Regions from separate parts of the Homo sapiens genome. Here region 1 is linked to region 2. A link is an interaction called in ENCODE POLR2A ChIA-PET data of the cell type or tissue named here. Cell type or tissue: Caco-2. All regions are shown on one strand. Each heading gives the region's core, and the rest is flanking DNA. Links, peaks and the distances in the headings are about the cores only.

Region 1 (2,500 bases), core at 1-2,500, 460 kb after region 2:
GGGCAGTAGTCCTCTCCTTCACTGAACTATCATTATGCCTGAACTGCCTCCCACCTGGAATATGAGTTCCTTGGAAACTGGGCTAGATCCTGTGCACAATTGCCCCCATGCCCAGTGCCTGGTGTGGCATGCAGCAGGAGCTCAATAAAGAGGTTGTAGGCCAGGTGCCATGGCTCATGCCTGTAATCCCAGCACTTTAGGAGGTCGAGGCAGTCAGATCACCTGAGGTCAGGAGTTCAAGACCAGCCTGGCCAACATGGTGAAACTGTGTTTCTACTAAAAATACAAAAAATTAGCTGGGCATGGTGGTGTGCACCTGTAAACCCAGCTACTTGGGAGGCTGAGGCAGGAGAATTGCTTGAACCCAGGAGGCAGAGGTTGCAATGAGCCAATATCGTGCCTTTGCACTCTAGCTTTGGCAACAAGAGTGAAACTCTATCTCCAAAAAAAAAAAAAAAAAAAAAAAAAAAAAAAAAAAAAAAAGAGGTTGTGAATAAGAAGCTTGGGCCTGGAGATGACATGTGTTCTTCAATGCATGGCGGCTCACTCCGTGTTGACTGTAGAGTGGGACTACATTCCTCCCCTCCAGGTAGCCTGAGCCAGGGAGAAAGCTGGGGAGGTAGAAGCTTTCTATCAGCCTCTGGTAGAAACTGAGTTTGGTCAGGCACAGTAGCTCACACCTGTAATCCTAGCAGTTTGGGAAGCTGAAGGGGGAGGATGGCTTGAGCCAGGGATTTGAGACCAGCCTGGGAGTCCCAGTCTCTACAAACAAATTTAAATATTAGCCAGGGATTGTGGCATGCATCTGTGTGGTCCCAGCTACTTGGGTGGCTGAGGTGAGAGCATTGCTTGAGCCGTGGCATTTGATGCTGCAGTGAGCTATGATTGTCCCACTGCACTCCAGCCTGGGTGACAGAGTGAAACCTTCTCAAGAAAGAAAATAAAGAGGGCTGGGCGTGGTAGCTCACGCCTGTAATCCCAGCACTTTGGGAGGCCGAGGCGGGCAGATCACGAGGTCAGGAGATCGAGAACATCCTGGCTAACACAGTGAAACCCCGTCTCTACTAAAAATACAAAAAATTAGCTGGGCGTGGTGGCGGGCACCTGTAGTCCCAGCTGCCAGGAGGCTGAGGCAGGAGAATGGCGTGAACCCGGGAGGCGGAGCTTGCAGTGAGCCGAGATCGCGCCACTGCACTCCAGCCTGGGCGACAGAGTGAGACTGTCTCAAAAAAAAAAAAAAAAAAGAAAGAAAAGAAAAAGAAAAGAAAATGAAGAAAGAGAGAAGGCCAGGCATGGTGGCTCATGCCTGTAATCCCAGCACTTTGGGTGGCTGAGGCAGGCGGATCACCTGAGGTCAGGAGTTCCAGACCAGCCTGACCAACATGGAGAAACCCTGTCTCTACTAAAAATACAAAATTAGCCAGGCATGGTGGCGCATGCCTGTAATCCCAGCTACTCAGAAGGCAGAGGCAGGAGAATTGCTTGAACCCTGGAGGTGGAGGTTGCAGTGAGCTGAGATTGCGCCATTGCACTCCAGCCTGGGCAACAAGAGTGAAACTCCGTCTCAAAAAAAAAAAAAAGAAGAAGAAGAAGAAAGAAAGAAAGAGGGAGAGAGTGAGAGAGAGAAAGAAAGAAAGAAATGCAGGAAGGAAGGAAGAAGGAAAGAAGGAAGGAAGAAAAAAAAAGCGGGGGGGCCTGGTGCAGTGGCCCACGCCTGTAATCCCAACACTTTTGGAGACTGAGGTGGGTGGATCACTTGAGGTCAGGAGTTTGAGACCACCCTGGCTAACATGGTGAAACCCTGTCTCTATTAAAAATACAAAAATTAGCTGGTTGTGGTGGCGTGTGCCTGTAATTCTATTCAGGAGCTATTCAGGAGGTTGAGGCAGGAGAATCGCTTGAACCCAAGGCGGAGGTTGCAGTGAGCCAAGATGACCATACCACTGCACTCCAGCCTGAGCAACAAGACCAAAATTTAGTCACACACACACACACAGAAAAGAAAGAAAGAGAAATTGGGCTTGGTTTTGGCTTCTTACCTCCCACTGTCTAGGCTGAGTTTTCAAGGTTTTCCATCTCAGAGGCTAGTGGAAAGGGCAGAAGGGAGAAAAAAAGCTAGGGGGAGGGGGCAGCTAAGGAGCCTTTCCATGAAGGAAGAAGGTCCTGGAGCCTGACAGTCCCCAGGAGCAGCGACAAGAAGCAGGGGAGGGAGAGGACTGCTGCTGGCTGCTCCACCCCCCACACACATAATGTGGGGTCTCGCGTCTGCCTCTCTCCCGCCCCTAATTAGCAGCTGCCTCCCTCCATATTGTCCCAGGCCAGCGCCTCTTTTGTGCTCCCAGATTCCTGGGTGCAAGGTGGCCTCATTAGTGCCCGGAGACCGCCCCATCTCCAGGGAGCAGATAGACAGACAAGGGGGTGATCAGGGGCACAGTGATCCAACCCTGGCCTCTGAACGCCGCAGCGGCCATTCCTTGGGCCCAGCCTGGAGACGGCCCCC
Region 2 (4,196 bases), core at 876-3,375:
TCTTTCCAACTCTTATTCTAGGTTCAGTGGGTACACCTGCAAGTTTGCACACTGTTTTGTTTTGTTTTGTTTTGTTTTGAGACGGAGTTTCACTCTTGTTGCCCAGGCTGGAGTGCAACGGCACGATCGGTTCACTGCAACCTCCGCCTCCCAGGTTCAAGCGATTCTCCTGCCTCAGCCTCCCCAGTAGCTGAGACTACAGGCATGAGCCACAACGCCCGGTTAATTTTGTATTTCTAGTAGAGACACGGTTTCTCCATGTTGGCCAGGCTGGTCTCAAACTCCTGACCTCAGGTAATCCACCTGCCTCGGCCTCCCAAAGTGTTGGGATTACAGGTGTGAGCCACCACGCCCGGCCTTGCACACTATTTTAAGCTCAGAAAATAGAGATAGCAAACCAAAGTCATATGGTTTTGTGAAGGCAATAGACATACCAAAAAGTTAGCACCGAGTGTAGAATACAGAACTCCTCGTCTTCATCTTCCTCTTCCACCTTTTTCTGGGCAACTTTAGCAGGACCCTTTGCGCCATCAGACTTTCCTTTCGACTTATAGACAGCAACATCCTTCTCATACTTTTCCTTCAGCTTTGCCGCCTGAGTGATGTAAGGCTGCTTTTCACTGTCATTTAAGTTCTTCCACATCTCACCCAGCTTTTTTGCCACGTCTCCAATAGGGATGCCGGGGTTTGTGGATTTGCTCTTGGGGCAGAATTCTGAACAGAACAGGAAGAATCCAGACGGTGGCCTTTTGGGGGCATTAGGATCCTTCTTCTTGCCTCCTTTAGCTGGTCCATAATCCTTAATTTCCTGATCATAGTGCACTTTATCCGCCTTTGCCAGTTCATTGAATTTAGATTTCTCTTTCTTGGACATTGTCTTCCACCTCTCAGAGCACTTTTTGGAAAATTCTGCAAAATTGATGGGGACTTTTGGGTTTTTCTTCTTATGTTCTTCTCTGCACGTCTGCACAAAGAAGGCATAAGCAGACATCTTGCCCTTTGGTTTCTTGGGGTCACCTTTAGCCATCCTGACTGTATTGTTCACTAGTCTTGTTCTTCAAATATTATAGCCAATCATGCCACACTTGCCTGTGATCTCTCCAACATAAAACCACATTCACACCTCAGTGGCCACCAAATCATTCAGCACCACTTCCTTAACTGTGAGCGGTTTGAAGCTACCAGTTTGAGCACTAGTGACTTATTTTTTTCCCCCAGGCTTTGGATAGCTCTAGGGATCTCAACAGGGGTGGAGGAACCAGCTCAACTTTGGCATAGTACCAAAATGTGGCCAGTTGAGGTTTCACATAAGTCACAGCAGCATTGTTCACTAGCGCCAGAGTCACCTCTGTGAGGTTACGGACAAATTAGGCCGTGGTTCTAGGATGGAAAGTCCGTCACCCCAAACAGGCAGCTGAACATCCAAAAGATTGGTTTTATAGACAGAAAAGGACTGAGGAAAGCAGAAACAGAGAACAAAAAGTGGATTGGTTGTTTCAAAGCGATTTCCTTACAGGATTGAAACAGAGGGGGCCTCATTATCATGGCAACAGGTAAACTGAGCTCTTTAGATTGGGTGCTGTGAATCTCGTGGTGTGGTTTTTTAAAATTTATTTAATTTAATTTTTTTTTTTTTTGAGACAGAGTCTCGCTCTACCACCCAGGTTGGAGTGCTATGGCATGATCTTGCCTCACTGCAAACTCCGCCTCCCAGGTTCAAGCGATTCTCCTGCCTCAGTCTCTCGAGTAGCTGGGATTACCAGCGCGCACCACCATGCCCAGGTAATTTTTGTATTTTTAGTAGAAACCAGGTTTCACCATGTTGGCCAGGCTGGTCTCAAACTCCTGATCTCAAGTGATCCTCCTGCCTTGGCCCTCAAAGTGCTGGGATTACAGGCATGAGCCACTGTGCCTGGCCTTTTTTTCTTTCTTTTTTTTTTTTTTTTGAGATGAAGTTTCACTCTTGTTGCCCAGGCTGGCACGGTGCAGTGGTGCGATCTCGGCTCACTGCAACCTCTGCCTCCTGGGTTCAAGCGATTCTCCTGCCTCAGCCTCCCAAGTAGCTAGGATTACAGGCATGCACCACCACACCCAGCCTAAAGTACCTTTTTCTGTCTCCATATGACTCCATTTCCCTGCAGCCTCAGATGCCAACTCGTTTCCTCTTTGGAGCTTTCTGCCGCCTAGGCTCTTGCAGTATTCTTCTCTATGGCTGTGCCTTTAGCTGCAAATAAAAAAAAAAGAATCCAAGTCAAGTAGCTTGAACCATAGGAAAAATATACCTCACATTTGAAGAGCTTCAGGGCTGATTAATTTGAAGGCTCAGCAGTGTCATCAGGGACTTGGGTGCCTTCCACCTTTTTTTTTTTTTTTTTTTTTTTTTGAGATAGGGTCTCACTCTATCACCCAGGCTGGAGTACAGTGGCATGATTTTGGCCCGCCACAGCCTCGACGTCTGGGCTCAAATGATCCTCCTGCCTCAGCCTCCCAAGTAGCTGGGAGTACAGGCATGCACCACCATGCCCAGCTAATTTTTTTGTTTTTTTTTTTTTTTTGGTAGAGACAGGGTTTCACCATGTCACCCAGACTAGTCTTGAACTCCTGGGATCAAGCAATCTGCCTGCCTTGGCCTCCCAAAGTGCTGGGATTACATGCATGAGCTGTTGCTCCCAGCTACCGTCCACCATTCTGATCTACCACCCTGAAGACGATGGCTTGTCCTAAAGGTGCTCTCTGCACTGTTCGAGGATGACTGCAGCAGTGTGTGATGGTTAATTGGGTGTATTACTTGACTGGGCTAAGGGATGCCCAGATAACCGGTAAAACATTATTTCTGGCTGTGTCTGTGAGGGTGTTTCTGGAAGGGATTCTCATTTGAGCTGATGAACTGAGTGAAGCAGATGGCTCTCCCAGTGTGGGTAGGCATCACCCAATTCATTAAAGGCCTGAATAGAACAAAAGGATCGAGCAAGGGTGAACTCCCTCTCTCTGCTTGCGCTGAGACACCCATTTCCTCCTACCCTCGGACTTGGGCTTCCAAACTCAGAGTGGGACCCACATCATTGGCCCTCAGCTGATTACCTGGCGTTTGGACTCAGACAGAATTACACACTGGCTTTCCAGGTTCTCCAGCTTGCAGAGAGCATATCATGGGTCTTCCTGGCCTCTATAACCACATGAGCCAATTCCTATAAATCTCCTCATATATAAATATCTATCTGTATATCTATATCTAGAACCTACTGGTTCTGTTTCTCTGGAAAACCCTAATACAAGTCATTCCAATGCTATATCCCAACATGAAAAAATGCAGCTAGAGAGTGTGTCTTTTCCCATATGTCTCTTTATTTTTAACCAATGAGGAGACCTTCCCCAGAAGCCCCCAGAAGTCTTTATCCTCACATCTCACTGGCCTGTATTGTATTATATGCCCCTTCCTAAATCAGTCCCTGGCAGGGAATTGTGATAACAGTGATTGGCTTGGATTAATCAGGACTCATTGCTGAACCACTTGGAGGAAGGGTGGAATGCAAAACGAAATCGAGGCTTTGTCCCAAATGAAGGGGTAGGCAATGAAACCATACTGACACACGCCAGTTTTCTTTCTGCTTTTTTTGCTGGCTCCTTCATTTTTCTTTGCCATTCACTGTCAGGTTGTAGTCTAGTCCTCTTCCAATCTAGGATGTTCCCAGACCACATATTCTCCGTGGAAGATCCTATTCATGCTGTTAAATACAATTTACAGGAGTCCATTGCTTTAGACTAGCCTCCTGTCCTAGGCCCTAGCGATCCAGACCAAACCAGAATGGAGTCACTCATGCTAGATGTTACGTAATCAAACTGAGCTCTGAAACATGCCTATTAAAAAAAAAAAGAAAAGAAAAGCCAGGCGTGGTGGCTCACACCTGTAATCCCAGCACTTTGGGAGGCTGAAGCGGGTGGATCACCTGAGATCAGAAGTTCGAGACCAGCCTAAACAACATGGAGAAACCCCCATCTCTACTAAAAATACAAAATTAGCCAGGCATGGTGGCGCATACCTGTAGTCCCAGTTACTCAGGAGGCTGAGGCAGGAGAATCACTTGAACCCGGGAGATGGAGGTGGTGTGAGGTAAACTGAGATTGCGCCATTGCACTCCAACCTGAGCAACAGGAGCAAAACTGTCTCAAAAAAAAAGAAAAGAAAATGTGCTTTA

What was found. Peaks named below come from ENCODE experiments on the same cell type or tissue, not always from the same donor. Only the 100,000 strongest peaks of a DNase experiment are listed, where the experiment ranks them.
Region 1: POLR2A ChIA-PET joins it to region 2 with 11 read pairs; 2 of 35 experiments call an interaction of 5 or more read pairs at or near these places.

The regions. Positions count from the first base shown.
Region 1 is chr17:42,185,566-42,188,065 of GRCh38, reverse strand. No RefSeq gene overlaps it. Among named protein-coding and RNA genes, the nearest start is that of HCRT, 1.4 kb to the right of the region's middle. In Caco-2, for the core only: no CTCF peak of the experiment used is centred there; no DNase peak of the experiment used is centred there.
Region 2 is chr17:42,645,009-42,649,204 of GRCh38, reverse strand. It overlaps the pseudogene ATP5MGP7 and the pseudogene HMGB3P27. Among named protein-coding and RNA genes, the nearest start is that of TUBG2, 12 kb to the left of the region's middle. In Caco-2, for the core only: no CTCF peak of the experiment used is centred there; no DNase peak of the experiment used is centred there.